Regions from separate parts of the Mus musculus genome. Here regions 1 and 3 are each linked to region 2. Evidence: chromatin loops called from intact Hi-C (ENCODE). Cell type or tissue: heart. All regions are shown on one strand. Links, peaks and the distances in the headings refer to the core of each region. The heading gives the core; the rest is flanking DNA.

What was found. A loop is a pair of places that touch in the nucleus more often than their neighbours do. Peaks named below come from ENCODE experiments on the same cell type or tissue, not always from the same donor. Only the 100,000 strongest peaks of a DNase experiment are listed, where the experiment ranks them.
Region 1: a loop joins it to region 2, with 11 times the contacts of the local background. A loop is called at or near these places in 15 of 42 quality-filtered maps.
Region 3: it touches region 2 in a loop (3-fold over the local background); 3 of 42 quality-filtered maps call a loop at or near these places.

What each region holds. Positions count from the first base shown.
Region 1 is chr4:98,542,648-98,546,549 of GRCm38, forward strand. All of the region lies in intron 27 of Patj (PATJ, crumbs cell polarity complex component), which reads left to right. Among named protein-coding and RNA genes, the nearest start is that of Gm40210, 35 kb to the right of the region's middle. In heart, for the core only: a CTCF peak has its summit at 2,932; no DNase peak of the experiment used is centred there.
Region 2 is chr4:98,700,207-98,706,136 of GRCm38, forward strand. Patj (PATJ, crumbs cell polarity complex component) reads left to right here. Exons shown (of 44, transcript NM_172696.2): 43 at 3,789-3,895. Gm35073 (predicted gene, 35073) reads right to left here and starts at 549. Exons shown (of 2, transcript NR_151609.1): 1 at 432-549; 2 at 1-330. In heart, for the core only: a CTCF peak has its summit at 2,485 (motif pointing left); no DNase peak of the experiment used is centred there; H3K27ac peaks cover 575 bases.
Region 3 is chr4:98,486,910-98,490,811 of GRCm38, forward strand. All of the region lies in intron 17 of Patj (PATJ, crumbs cell polarity complex component), which reads left to right. Among named protein-coding and RNA genes, the nearest start is that of Gm40210, 91 kb to the right of the region's middle. In heart, for the core only: a CTCF peak has its summit at 2,693; no DNase peak of the experiment used is centred there.

The DNA.
Region 1 (3,902 bases), core at 1,403-3,902, 160 kb before region 2:
CACTTAGCATAGTATAGCTTTCAGTGGAACTGTTAGATTAATATCTATCTGTCTTCCTTACTAAACTCTCTTATGTTCCAGGAGGTGAGTGGCTACAGAACCTATTTTTTGGTGGGTACATTGAATTTCAATAGTGGAGATGTGTGTGACGGAGGGTCTCTGACCCCAGTGGGACAGTAGGGCTGGCCGAGAGCTGTGTTGCTGCACAGGGGCCCTTTCCTGCTGGCTTCAGCATCTGTCCAGTGTCTGTGTACTCACTTTCACTTTTTAAAGATTACAATATAATTACATCATTCCTTCCTTCCCTTCATTGTCTTCTTTCCCTCTCAAAATCATCACCTCCTTTTTTATTGTTATTGTTACATATCTATGTAGGCATAAATATAAATATAGCCTTCTGAATCCAGTTAGTGTTGCTTGTATGAATACAATTTCAGGGTAACCAATTAGGGCTCTCAACTCTGAGGAAAGGTAACTCTCTCCCCCTCACAGTCCCTGTTCCCTTTGTCTCTGGGTATAGCCCTGCAGTGCCGTAGCATCTCGCCTAGCAGCCTGACTCTTTTCTGTGCTTGCTTACACCCACCTCACCCCAGCTGCTGGCTGGCAAGGGCAGCCTAGCTGCTAGAAACATACAATGAACTGCTCTTGGGCTGCTTCTTGTTACCTAGCTTTCAGAGCTATAAACGCAGCCCCATCCTATCCTGGTGGGAATTCTTCCCTTTCCTGATATGATCATTCCAGGATAGAATTGTCTTTGTGGTTTGCATTTTCATCTTGGTTTTCCCTTTCCTGGGTTGGTTATGGGCTATAATGTATTTATGTGGCTTCTCTAGTCTCTGCTTGGCACCAGTTATGTGTTATTTACTTGAATACTTACCTAGCACTGTATTACAGTTGTGAAACATACTGATAACCTCACATGGTGACCTGGTTTATGCAGATTATACAACCTAGATTATCAGACACTACAGCTTCATGCTGTGCCTCAATTCCTGTTTGTATTTTGTTGTTTCATTTTTGATTTGCTCTGTTTTGCTGAAATAGTCTTATTATGTAGGTCAGGCTGATCTTGAACTCCTGATTCTCTTGTCTCAGCCTCTTGAATGCTGGGCTTATGGAAATGAAGTTTATTAACAAAACTGTTACTGAGAGTTCAAATATTTTATAAGTGTAGAAGCGAAAACTGATAAAAACTTAGTGTACTAGAACTCAGATACACCATTGACACTCTGTAAGAGCTGTACAGCTGCCGCCTCTGTAGTTAATACTCGATGTGCCTTTGTTAAACTGGTCCCCAAAGGTTGCTTATCAGCAGTTAGTTGTTCCATATCAGATGTCCTCAAAAGTTCTTAATGTGCATATATAAAACCAAGTACATGCACTTTTGGTGTTTAAAAATAGTTTTGCAGGAAATTCTTCTGTTTTCATGCAGGGATGAAAAACTTGTCTCAGACAAACAAAATCCGTGTCAGGTTTGGAAGACTATCGGGGCATTTACTAGTGCCCTCATCCGAGGAAGCTAGCAGGACAGAGAGCTCAGTCCCCACACTCTTCCCAAAACATAAGGACAGAAACGGATGATGCAGTTGTCTGTCCCAACGATTGTAAATCTAAAATTCTTTTGGCTACCATATGCAGACATACCTTATGCATGTACACACACACACACACACACACACGCCCACCCCTTGTCAGTATTGTCCACTAAGAAAAGGTTATACATTTCCTAATGATAGAACAGTTAGAAAGCACAGGGGCACTGCAGTCAGAAGTGTAAAACAGCTAGGATAGCCAGCGGCTGCGCATTTGCCTCACACCTGGGCTTTGGATCACTAAAGCAGTCCAGAAAAGTAACATGGTTTTAATCCAGATCCTGAGTGAAATATACTGTTAGTTAATATGAGAACTTAAAATTCTTTTGACTTGTAAATGAAAGTTTGGAAATTGTGGAAGATAGAAGAGAGTAGAGAACTCTACCTTCCAGTGCCCATGCTGTGTAGAGCTGTGCCCTGTGCCACTGTCTTGACTGACTGACTGTTGTAGGGCTGTCTGCGTGGGAAGAGACACATCAACACCTCCAGTCTCCATGGGCTACATGTGGTTAGATGGCGCATGGCTTCCTGGAATGTTGAGGCTTGTTCTAAAATTGATACATTGTAATGAACATAAGCTACTTGGGAAGAAAGAGTGTGTTTGGCTTTTGGTTCCAGAGAAAGAGAGCAGATAACCAGAAGGAAAGCATGGGTTAATCCCAGGAAGCTGAGAACAGAGAGCGTGAACTAAAAGTCCAGTGTGGCCATAAACTCTCAAAGCCTGCCCTCAGTTCAAGGCTTCCTCTAGCAAGGGTTTGGTAACCTCCCCAGACAGCACCACTAACTGGGAACCAATACCTGAGCCTATGGGGGGCACTCCCCATTCAAACCACTGCAACTCTTTAAAGGTATTAAAATCACTGACTTCTGCATTTGTTATGTACAGTTGTAATTAACACAGATATTTAAATCATAACAAGGTATGAATTAAATACTATGCATGTAAGAGATAGATAACGTTGTAAACAGGTCTCCATTAAAGGAGTGGAAATCAAGTAGCATGCTGCTCCAGAGAACGGAAAGAAAGTCACTTGTCTTCTGTAAGGGTGTGTGTGTGTGTGTGTGTGTGTGTGTGCCGGGGGTGTGTGGTATTTCAGTGTTGCAAATCGCACCTGAGGCTTGTCAAATTCTGTGGCTGAGAATCCTGAGACCAAGAGTCATTAATTTGCCCCATATCACAAAACAGGGTGCTGATGAAGCAAAGGTAGACCCAGGTGTCACTTTTAAGCTCTGCACCCAGTGCTTACCTCCGTGAACAGAGGACAGAGGTCTTTTGTGCAGTCATATCCCCCATAGTGCCCTGTGCATTCAGGTAGATCTCTGCCTCACCAATAGATGTCAGTGTAGCCAACAGTACTTACTGACCAAGCATGGAGCTTGGAGAATGCTCACTCACTGCCAATAGCAGGCAGCATGAGTAGCACCCAGCTTTTGCTACATAAACCCTTTTTATTTTTGATAATGCAAAATATAAGAGTACTGGTTAAGATTAATTTTTTTAGTTTTATAGAATGGCTTTCCTTATGTCTTACATAGTTAATTGCCCTTTTATGGACTTGTCCTATTTATAATTAAGTGAAATAAGTAATGTTTATACCCTAGCTATATGATTAGAAGCTGGTAATACTGGTTTCCTCTTTTAGCTTTCTTGAACTGTGACCGTGTTTTAAGCTTCAGCCCTTGCTGTAGTTCAGGTGAATTTAACAGAAGTACACACTTTACAGTGGAATTGTTGAGCAGCTTTAAGCTACATTTAAATTGCCTTGTGTGTTCCTGACTCTTTCGCTGCTTGGCTTATGATGCAGTAATGATTGTTTTACCTATAGTTTATACAGAAAGGCTGGACAACACTGAAGTGACTGATAGATTTGGCTTGTAATGTAAAGGACAGACATCTTTGCACATTGCCATATGTGGGTTAGGTGTACTGAGCTGAGCTGGGCTGGGCTGGGCAAGGTGGGGCAGGTGAAGTGGGTTTAGCTTTTTTTTTTTTTTTTAAACAGTTTCTATGAATTACTTTTGTTCCCATTTAAGTTTTCATCCCAAAGCTGAATTGTATTTAAAGTGTCAGAGACACTAGTGAGTCATAACTAAGGCATTATAGTGGACTGATTGCTTTGTGGCAAACCTGATTTTGTGCTGGAAGCAATAAGGAAGAGAAATGTTGGTGACTCTTCTGAACTGGGGGCAAGCTTAAATCCATAGCTGCCTTTAATTTGCATGGGAAAGATGCTGTCCCCCGAAGCACTGCCTCTCAGCAGGAAAATGGGACATTAACATGTTATCAATAGAAGCTGGCCACAAAATAAA
Region 2 (5,930 bases), core at 1,448-3,947:
GGCCAAAAAAAGGAGCTTATTAAATAAGCAGATTGATCCCACAGGGAACCACTGTGACCCAAGGATCCATGTCAGCTGCCAACAGTCATCCTGGGCACACAGCAGAGAATCAAAGGAGCTCGAAGTTCTCGGGTAGGATTCCAGGTCATCTTGGTCTGGCTATCCACTGGTTGATCATTGTCTTAGGCCATTTTCTCAGGATTGGCAATGCAGAGTTATGTTGGTGCTAAGAAAGTTGCTGAGTTCTACCCTTTGCCTTCAAACGTTGTCAGGCATACCTGTTGTTCCTGAGGTCCAAGTCACTTTAAGTGAGAAACACTCAGGAGAACTCTCAAAGAAGGAAAAGAAACAAGATGGAGTCGTAAACAAAACAAGTCTTATAAAAAAACAACAACAACAACAACAACAACATTTAATTGGGGCTGGCTTACAGGTTCAAAGGTTCAGTCCATTATCATCAAGGTGGGAGCATGGCAGTATCCAGGCAGGCATTGCACAGGAGGAGCTGAGAGTTCTATGTCTTTATCCAAAGGCTGCTAGTGGAAGACTGATTTCCAGGCAACTAGGGTGAGGATCTTATACCCACATCCACAGTGACACACCCATTCCAACCAGGTCACACCTATTCCAACAAGGCCACCCCTTCAGATGGTGCCACTCCCTGGTCCAAGGATATACAAACCATCACATGCCCCAACACACACACACACACACACACACACACACACACACACACACTAAACAAACGTAAAAAGAAAAAGTTGGTGCTGAAGCAATGGCTGAGCAGTTAAGAAAGAGCGCGAGCTGGTCTTCCAGAGGACCAGGATTCAGCTCCAAGCATCCACATGGCAGCTCACAGCTTGGTGTACTTTCAGTTCCAGGGTATCCAACACCCTCACACAAGACACATGAGATAAAACACCAATGCTCATAGAATAAAAATAAATCATTTGAAAAAAAAGCAAAACAAAAATATCAAAATGACATTAGCTTGGTCAGTGCCTGGACGTCCTTCATTCACTCCCTCTGTCATGTCTCTGTGGAGTGGGGCCTACCTGTTAGATTTTCTCTCTCCTTAAAGGACCAGAAGCCCCGTCTCCACATAATCACCTCAATCTCTCTGTCCCTCCTGAAGGCTTCCAGCCCACTCATTCTCTTCAGGGTTCTTCCATAGGCACATGCTGGGGCATGACCCTGCTGCTCGTAGAGCTGGAGCCGAGATCCACAGCCACCAAAAAAAAAACATGCACTGTCAATCCCTAAGAAACGGGTTGAAAATGCAGAAGAAAACAGGAAGAATTGACTTAGGCAGGGGCACTAGAGAAGGTCGCACGAGGAGCAGGCTGTCAGCTAAGCTGGCTTGTGTAGAGATTCCCAGGGAGAAAAGTCTGGAAGATTGAGAGGAACGGAGGAAAGATTAGAAGTGTGTGTTGGTCAGGGGTCGGGGGTACTGCACATGCTTAGCGTCTTCTCCCACAAACAAAGGGGCAGTGGTGAAAGGTTTCCAGGGGGAGAGTGCCATTGTGTATCCGGGAAGATGACAGGGGAAGGTAGAAGAGAAGAGTGAACAGGGCTGGGAACTCATTCGGGAGCAGGCGGCACCAGGAGGCTACTGGGACTGAGCACCTCAGTGCCTGTCTCAGATGACAGTCCCAGCCCCAGCAGGGTTTCAGTATTATACCTTCTTAGTTCGTTATGGGGGAGCTGGAGGTGTAATTTGATAATAAGTGGAAAAAATGAAAGGAAAAGTCAGCTGAGCAGAGGGAGTGTGTTTTAGGGTCCAGAGTTTGGAGAGGAAGTAGGGTGGGGTGCATGCTGTGTGTCCTCTGAGAATGGAACATGCTAGGCAGGCATTCTGCCACTGAGCTACCCCCCACCCCCCAAGTCCAAACTTGGACTTGGTATCCTAATTTTGATAAGCTGAGCGATGTCAATGCAAATCCCAAAGTGGTGACTGGGCCGAGCATAGCTGCTGGGTTATAAGCACAGCGGCAGAACTTAAAGCCAGGGGATGGATGTGCTGTCACTTGACTCTGAAGTCACCTGGGCCTCTGACAGAGCCTGGAGGTAAGCAGAGATAGCAGAGAGCAGACCCTACCAGCAGCGAGAAAGTCGGGAGTATGTGGGTCCTGGAGGCTCAGGCCTGGAGAAGCTGGAATGGAATTGTTTGTGAAGAGTGTGCCTTGAGAGCAGGCAGCGTCTGCTGAGGCTCTAGGCTATGTGAGACAGCCCTGCCTGCTACTGGAAGAAGAGAGTCTAGAAGGGAGCTTTTATGCTACGCGTCTTAGGCTTTTATGCTGCGCATGTCCCCATTTAGTTGACTATTCTTCCCATGACTGTATTTCTAGAACACGCTGCACTTGTACATAACTGTTTTCCCCTCGTCTGGATGATCCCCAAATTCTTTCTGACCCCTCCTCTGGCCCATCGCCTTTCTCCTGCTTTACAGACAGCTGTTTCACAACTGAGGCATGTGTGCCCTCTGTTGGTATGTTCTGGAACTGCGTCACATCAAGTTTCCCTGCACTCCTGGGCAAATTCCTCTCCGGATCTGCAGTGGGACAGTCAGCCCTCCAGATCCCTGGGCTCTGTTCTAGGGTGGGGGTAGGACAGCCGGCAGGACAATGAGGTCAGAATGCTGAACTCAGGGAAATGTTAGGAGAGCTGCCACAGGGCAGGACACCTTGAAGGTCATAGGAAGGACTTCAGCTTGTGGCCCAGCATCCAGTTCTCTGCAGATGACTTCAGGCAGAGTCTGGAGTAATCGGCGCCATGCTAACTTGGTTCTAAGCTACTTGAGAAAAGTGAGGCTGAGCAGTGAGGTGGTTCCTGTAGAACTCCACGAGATGACTTTGTGGGTCAGCCTGCAGCACCTGGGAGGACAGTGGGCTGAGACAGAGACATCAAGGATGGTACCAACCAACCTTACTTACCTTATGAAACCACAAGAACTGGTCACAGTCATCTAGGATGTAGAAAGCTGCAAGAGCCCAGGCTGTGGGGCAGAGGGCTGGGGACGTTAGCAGTGGGTTCCTGAAGAACATCACTGGGGACACATCATAAGGGTTTGGAGTTAAGTAAGGTAGAGCTGGAGATAGAGAGCTGGGGATGTCGTCACGGGTGGTATTTAAATTAATAGCACAAGACCCAGTGTGGATGAGAAAGACTAGGAACTTGGGAGCTAGGCCTGTCACACTGCACAAGAGTCAGCAAGAGAGGATGGTGGGGTGGGAAGATGCACGAGGCTAATGTACCTGGGCCGGTGGCACAGGCCTGTGATTCCAGCAGCTATTGGAAGGCTGAGGAATGAGGATCGCTGCGTCTGCTGCTCTGTAAGGCCCTACCTCAAAATAAAAGGTTTCAAAAGGAGGGTGTGGCCACATGGGTGAGTGAGAGAGTCCTCGTTCAGAGGCTCTGGATTCAGTCTCCAGTTCCACAAAAGAATAAAGAAGGGGATGGAGAGGCAGCAGCCACTGGAAGTCAAATGAAGGAAAGAGTTTAAGAAAAAAATGAAAGCCTCCAGCGCAGCATGGAGGTGCATGCTGAAACCCCGGCCCTGGGAAGGGCGCAGCAGGAACATTGAGAGTTTTAACACCAGTGGGTCTCTGTCTCGGGAAGTGAGGGAGGAAATTCAAGTGAGAAAGATGGGGAGAGAGAAAGGGAAACGAGAAACGAATAATCCATCTCTCCAGCTCTCCGTGCAGGAGGAATGCTGTTTAGAATACAGCCGTGGTTTCTCCAGCATCCTTGCAACTTACAGTAAAATACCTTGTCACTCCCTCCCACAGGTTGTGGCAGATACCAACATAAGTGCCATAGCGACCCAGCTGGAAATCATGTCTGCAGGCTCCCAGCTTGGCTCTCCGACTGCTGACCGACATCCGGAAGACACAGAGTGAGTGTTCTGATACAGAGTGGGCCTAGCGCCTGAGCTTCAGGCTCCGGTGTGTGTGACCTCAGAGTGGAGGGATGCACGTGCTAAGTTCTCCTGCCCTGACAAGGTCTGACAAGGTGTCTGTCAGGGCTCTCTATTCCACCACAAGATCCTTCTCATTGCCTCGACACAAGCCTATACCCTGTCCTAAGAAACTGCAGGTTTCCTAGGTCCACCCTGCTCTAAGGTGCATGGACTAACATGCCCTTAACTCACTAAGTTAAAGCCTTGTTCTGAGGTGAAATCTTATTGTCCCCTTTGAGAGCATATGTCATCACAGCTAGTCATTGCCAAGCTGTTCATTAAAGCAATGTTTCTGAAGCTAAACTGATACAAGAATAAAGAACAGGAGGCCGGTGACATAAAGGCACTTGGCACCCAGTCTGACGACCTGAGTTTGGTCCCTGGGGCCCACAGAGTGGAAGGTGAGAACTGACTTTCACAAGCTATAAGCCCCTGAACTGTACGCGCCTGGGTATGCGCCTGCACACACACTCCAAGACACTATTTGTGGAGACTCTGAGGAGATGTTCCCCAGCAGAGTCGAGGATCCGGTATTAGCAGGTTCCCTGGGGTTATTCTCCAGACAGGCAGAGAGCAGCTGCACTTAGAAGTGCTGTCTGGAACTGTTCCTGTCAGCATCTGGTCATAGTGTGTGCTCAATGAATGCTACCAGCTAATAGTTCATGTAAGAAACTGGGATCAGCCCGGCGTTGTTAGCCTACCCCTAATAAAGTCCCTTATGGATAGCTGTGATCCCAAATTCTTTTTGTTTGTTTGTTTTGTTTTTTGAGACAGGGTTTCTCTATATAGCCCGGGCTGTCCTGGAACTCACTTTGTAGACCAGGCTGGCCTCGAACTCAGAAATCCACCTGCCTCTGCCTCCCGAGTGCTGGGATTAAAGGCATGCACCACCACCGCCCGACTCTGAGTGTCTTTAAAAACAAGTCTCTGGGGCTGGAGAGATGGCTCAGTGGTTAAGAGCTCTTCCAGAGGACCCTAGTTCAGTTCTCAGCGCCAACTCACAGCTGTCTATAATTCCAGTTCCAGAAGATCTGGCGCCTTCACACAGACATACAGACCACCAGTACATATAACAATAAATAAATCTTAAAGAAAAGAAAAGAAAAAAGAAAAGGAAGAGAAATGAAAAAAAGAAACAAGTCTCTGCTGGGTGTAGTGGTCACACCTTTAATCCCATCACTGCAAAGGTAGAGGCAGTACTCTGAGTTCCAGGCCAGCCTGGTCTACGTAATGAGTTCTAAAACAGCCAGAGCTACATAGTACAGAGATACCCTGGCCCAAAAAAACCAAAAAACAAGAAAAAGAAGGAAAGAAGGGAGGGAGGAAGGAAGGAAGGAAGGAAGGAAGGAAGGAAGGAAGGAAGGAAGGAAGGAAGGAAGGAAGGAAGGAAGGACAAAACTGTTAAGGGTAGGGCTGGGCAAGAGAAAGTAGCTGAGGTTAAGAGAGCATACTGTTCTTTGAGAGGACCTGGGTTCAGTTCCCAGCACCCATGTCAGGCAGTGTCATAGCCACCTGTAACTCCAGTTCCAAGGGATCCAACACCTTATCGACTCCACAGGAATCTATATCCACGTGCACATACCCTCCCTAAACACACACACACACACACACACACACACACACACACATTTATGTAAACCATATCAGCCATTGCACACATAGATTATTAAAAACCATAAAAATAATTTTCAAAAAAGAAATATTAAGGTATTATGAGATAAATTGGCATGATCCAGATGATGCTTGCTCCCGATTGCCAGTGGCCCAGCTATGCAGGTGTCTAAGGAAACTAGTTCTGTGTTTGAGCTCTTACCTCAGTTTCCTTCCCAATGTCCTTGGCAACAGGGTTATGTCTGCAAAAGCAGCCAGAATCACACTCATGTCCAGCTTCCAGGCCATGACTGAGCGTGCTCGTGAGGCCACAGTAAGTCTAACCTTACTCATGACGTCACTACTGCTCCATGTGGGAACA
Region 3 (3,902 bases), core at 1,403-3,902, 210 kb before region 2:
TCATGTTCACATAGCCTTACCCCCATTCTTCCCAGATCCTTTCTCCCTCCCTACTGCCTCAGTTTTCTTTTCTTTTTAATGGCCTGTGGATTCCAGTTTGTGTTGCCCATGTACTGAGAGTGTGATGCTTCACCCTTAAAGACAACGGCCCCTCTGCCAAAGTCAGTCAGGAGCAGTCAGCAGTTCCTGTGATGTGGAGGGAGCTTGTGAGCGCCCCCTCTCTCTTTCCTTGTTAGAATATTGCCAGGCCTCCTCTTTTTTTTTTTTTTTTTTTTTTTTTTTTTTTTTTTGAGACAGGGTTTCTCTATGTAGCCCTGACTGTCCTGGAACTCACTATGTAGTCCAGGCTGACCTCGAACTCAGAAACCCACCTGCCTCTGCTTCCCAAGCGCCACCACTGCCCGGCACCTGGCCTCCTCTTGTGTCGGCCACCACTGCCCGGCACCTGGCCTCCTCTTGTGTCGGCCACCACTGCCCGGCACCTGGCCTCCTCTTGGTCGGTGCCTCAGCTTCTGTGAATTCATGGGTGCAGAACACCTTGGTTCAGTGTGTCTCTTCCTGACCTCTGGTTCTTAGGTCCATTTTTATCTTCATTTTCTTAAAGTTCCTATTATCTCTGTAGAAAGTGGACTGAAGGGGTTGAGATTAGAGACTGTAAACATGGTGCCAGATTGTAACATGAATCCAGGCAGGAAGCAGTGTGAGGCTAAACAAGGCAGTGGGCTGGCAGAGGAGGAGCTGATAGAAGACATGGAAGGATAAGAGTTTGACTTGTAAAATATCCACCTCATTGTGAGAGGGCAAGAGGGCAAGACTGTGCCAGGGAGAAAGGGGTCTCCTTGTTAGGTTGGATCTCCCTAAAAATTGCAGAACCCAATATTCACAATAAATATCAAATTTTAGCATCACCTCAAGAGTTCAAAAATGTCCTAGATGCCCTTTCTTTGATCAGGTGTCTTGACTGGCTTGTGAGACAGAGCTAGCTGGCCAGTGCTCCACAGCTGAGTGATGAGTGTGGGAAACACACTGCTCTCCTGGCCTCTGGGCAGTGTGCCCTGAACATTTGCTGTTCTTAGTTGATTTGAGGAGTTTTGTCCTTTTAAAGAACTTCACACTCTCATGAAACATCCATTTCATAAATGGTTGAGTTAAAACAAACCTGGGACACACACTGTAGAAGGTGTAATAGCACGCAAAGCTTTTGAATAAACAGGACTTTCCTTCCTAAGGCAACTAGCAAGTGTTTCTTATGCTCTGTGATTGGCCATTTTGGTGCCCTCTGTTGGAGGGTCACTCTAAGGCAGCATCTTGCAGTTGTCTTCATCAAAAGGGGAAACATGAGAAATTGAAAAATTATGATAGTGACTGTCAAGATGGATCTGAGGGTAAAAGCACTTGCTGCTAAACATGGTAACCCGAGTAGGAGAGCTCTGACTCCAGCAGGTTGTCCTCAGATGGTGGTGCCTGTGTAACACACGCGCGCACACACACACAAGTGCAAGTGCACAGTGGCAATCTTGAGAAATATCTTTACCATCTTGTTTGATAGACCATGTTTATGATATTATAGACTATTTCCAAAAAGTGGACATTTCTAGTGAGAAGCAGCATTTCTAAAGATGATGTCTGAGGACTTTACGTGTAGCAAAGAGTCACAAAGCAGCCACCCTGGTAGGCAAGAGCAGTTGCATGATTGATTGCTGATTGCAGAAACCACTTGCTCATAATGGGATGTGGGAAATCGTATGTACAGTCAGGAGCATCATCCTCAGGACAGTGGCTAGGAAGTGATAGGAAGCTTCGTGTGTGTGTGTGTGTGTGTGTGTGTGTGTGTGTGTGTGTGTGTGTGTGTGAGAGAGAGAGAGAGAGAGAGAGAGAGAGAGTGTGAGTGAGTGTGTGTGTATGAGTGTGAGTGTGTGTATGTATGAGTGTGTGTGTGAGTGTGTGTATGAGTGTGTGTGTATTAGTGTGTGTGTGAGAGACAGACAGACAGACAGACAGACAGAATGCTTCAGTTTTCTTTCTATAAGCCACAAAGAAGCAATCTTTGGGTGCTGTCCTCCAGGAAAAAGTGGTCCAATTATTTGACTAGGACACCAAGCCTGAATGGTTTTAGTAAGCAAGTGCCCCTAACACTAGTTTGCATTCTGAAGGAGACTCTGCTCCCTGTACACAATGCCTCACTTGACTTTTCTGTAATAAATGAAATTCATTATCTTTCCACAGCAGAACTATTTTCATTATTTCTCTTATAGTGATGCTCTTCCTAATACTTGTTTGTCAGCTTCACTTAGAACGCGCTCATACTGCTGTGCAAGTATCCACAGCAAGCTTAGAAAAATCATTTACTTTTGGTGGATTTTCTTTTTAGCCTTTCTGGTAATGTTTGGTGATCACTAATGGGAAGCCATTCCTTCCTCCCTTCCATGTATTTCATGCAGTTTCCCTCTTGTCCCAATAAAAAAGCCTTTTATCAAAAACTGACATCCTAAATGAAGGACATAATTGTATAGCTTATTTATTAGTGTGCTAAACTTAAAATGTAATGGTTTCATATTTCAAAATGAAAGCATGTTGTGATTCATGGTTGTCAGTGACAAAGTGGACAGCTCTTCCATATGGCTGCTGTGATTGCCTTTGCAAAAACACCGGATTGCTAAGCCCTGCATCTCTCTTCCTGTACAATAGCTCCCTCTACTTGAAAATAACAGTGTAATTATAGCTTAACACTACATACCTTATTAGTAAGGTCCTTTTTTTTAATTCTCTTGCTACATATTAAATATCTTGTTAAATATCAGATTATGCTAGACAGTTAACAAGGGCCTAGTCACTTGGGAAACAGTTGAGGTCAGTTGAGAAGGAAAAGCAAGAATTGTATTTGAGAGTGTTGTTCAAAGGCAGTTGTAGGCTGTGTTGATGTTGGTGTGTATATTTTGCTATAATTCTGTGCAGTGCTTTGAAAAGAATGCACCGAGGTGTGGAAAGCAAAGCCAGAAATCTTCAAACGAGCCACCAGTGCTTCTCACAGATATAGCCTGCATCTTGGCACATCCTTGCATTGCTAATTCCAAAGTGTGACAGTAAATCCTGCAGTTTGTTTCTCCCTCTTCTCTCGGAAGACTTGGATAGAAGCAAGCTCAGCAGAACCCTGTCTACTCCGGTGGCCTGTGTAGAGTGGCCCATGCAACACAGAAGCAGTGGCCGCAGATGTGCTGTGTGTGGCTGGTTGATGAGGAAGGAAGGCTTAGAACAGTGCTGCATTGTATTCCTATCTATCCCAGCATCAGGCAGAGCTGTACTGGGCTCTAGGATATTTGCAGCAGGGTACCTTTCCCTCATTCAGAGTTCTTCCTGACAGCTATCCTGTGGAAGCTCGGCTCTATCCTTAACCAGTGGCTAGTGGTGTCCAGGTTCCTTAATTCTCTCAGCATCACTTTCTGTCATCTGAAATTCAGACAGTAGGCTTGGTATTGTGGCTCACACCTCTAATCATAGTGCTCAGTAAACTGAATTAGGAGAATTACTCTTGAGTTCCAGGTTTTTCTGCATCAATATGTCTGTTATCTTCTGTACTCACATCAGAGAACACAGGGTCCTCCCACTGATGAGAGGTCTGCATATTGGCTTGCTCATGAATCCATTTATATTGGAATCTTTCTGACCTAGGCCCCAAAGTCTGTCATATTTTCAGATATTTTAAAAAATGCACTGTAAGCGCATACCTGTATGTGTGTTGCTGATGCTCTCATGCCAGGCAGTCACTTTACCATGCAACACTTATTCTTGTGTGTGTGTGTGTGTGTGTGTGTGTGTGTGTGTGTGTGTGTGTGGTGTCTGTCTGTCTGTCCATGTCTGTGTCTATATGAGTCTGTGTATGGTGCAGCGGTAAGGTTCATGTA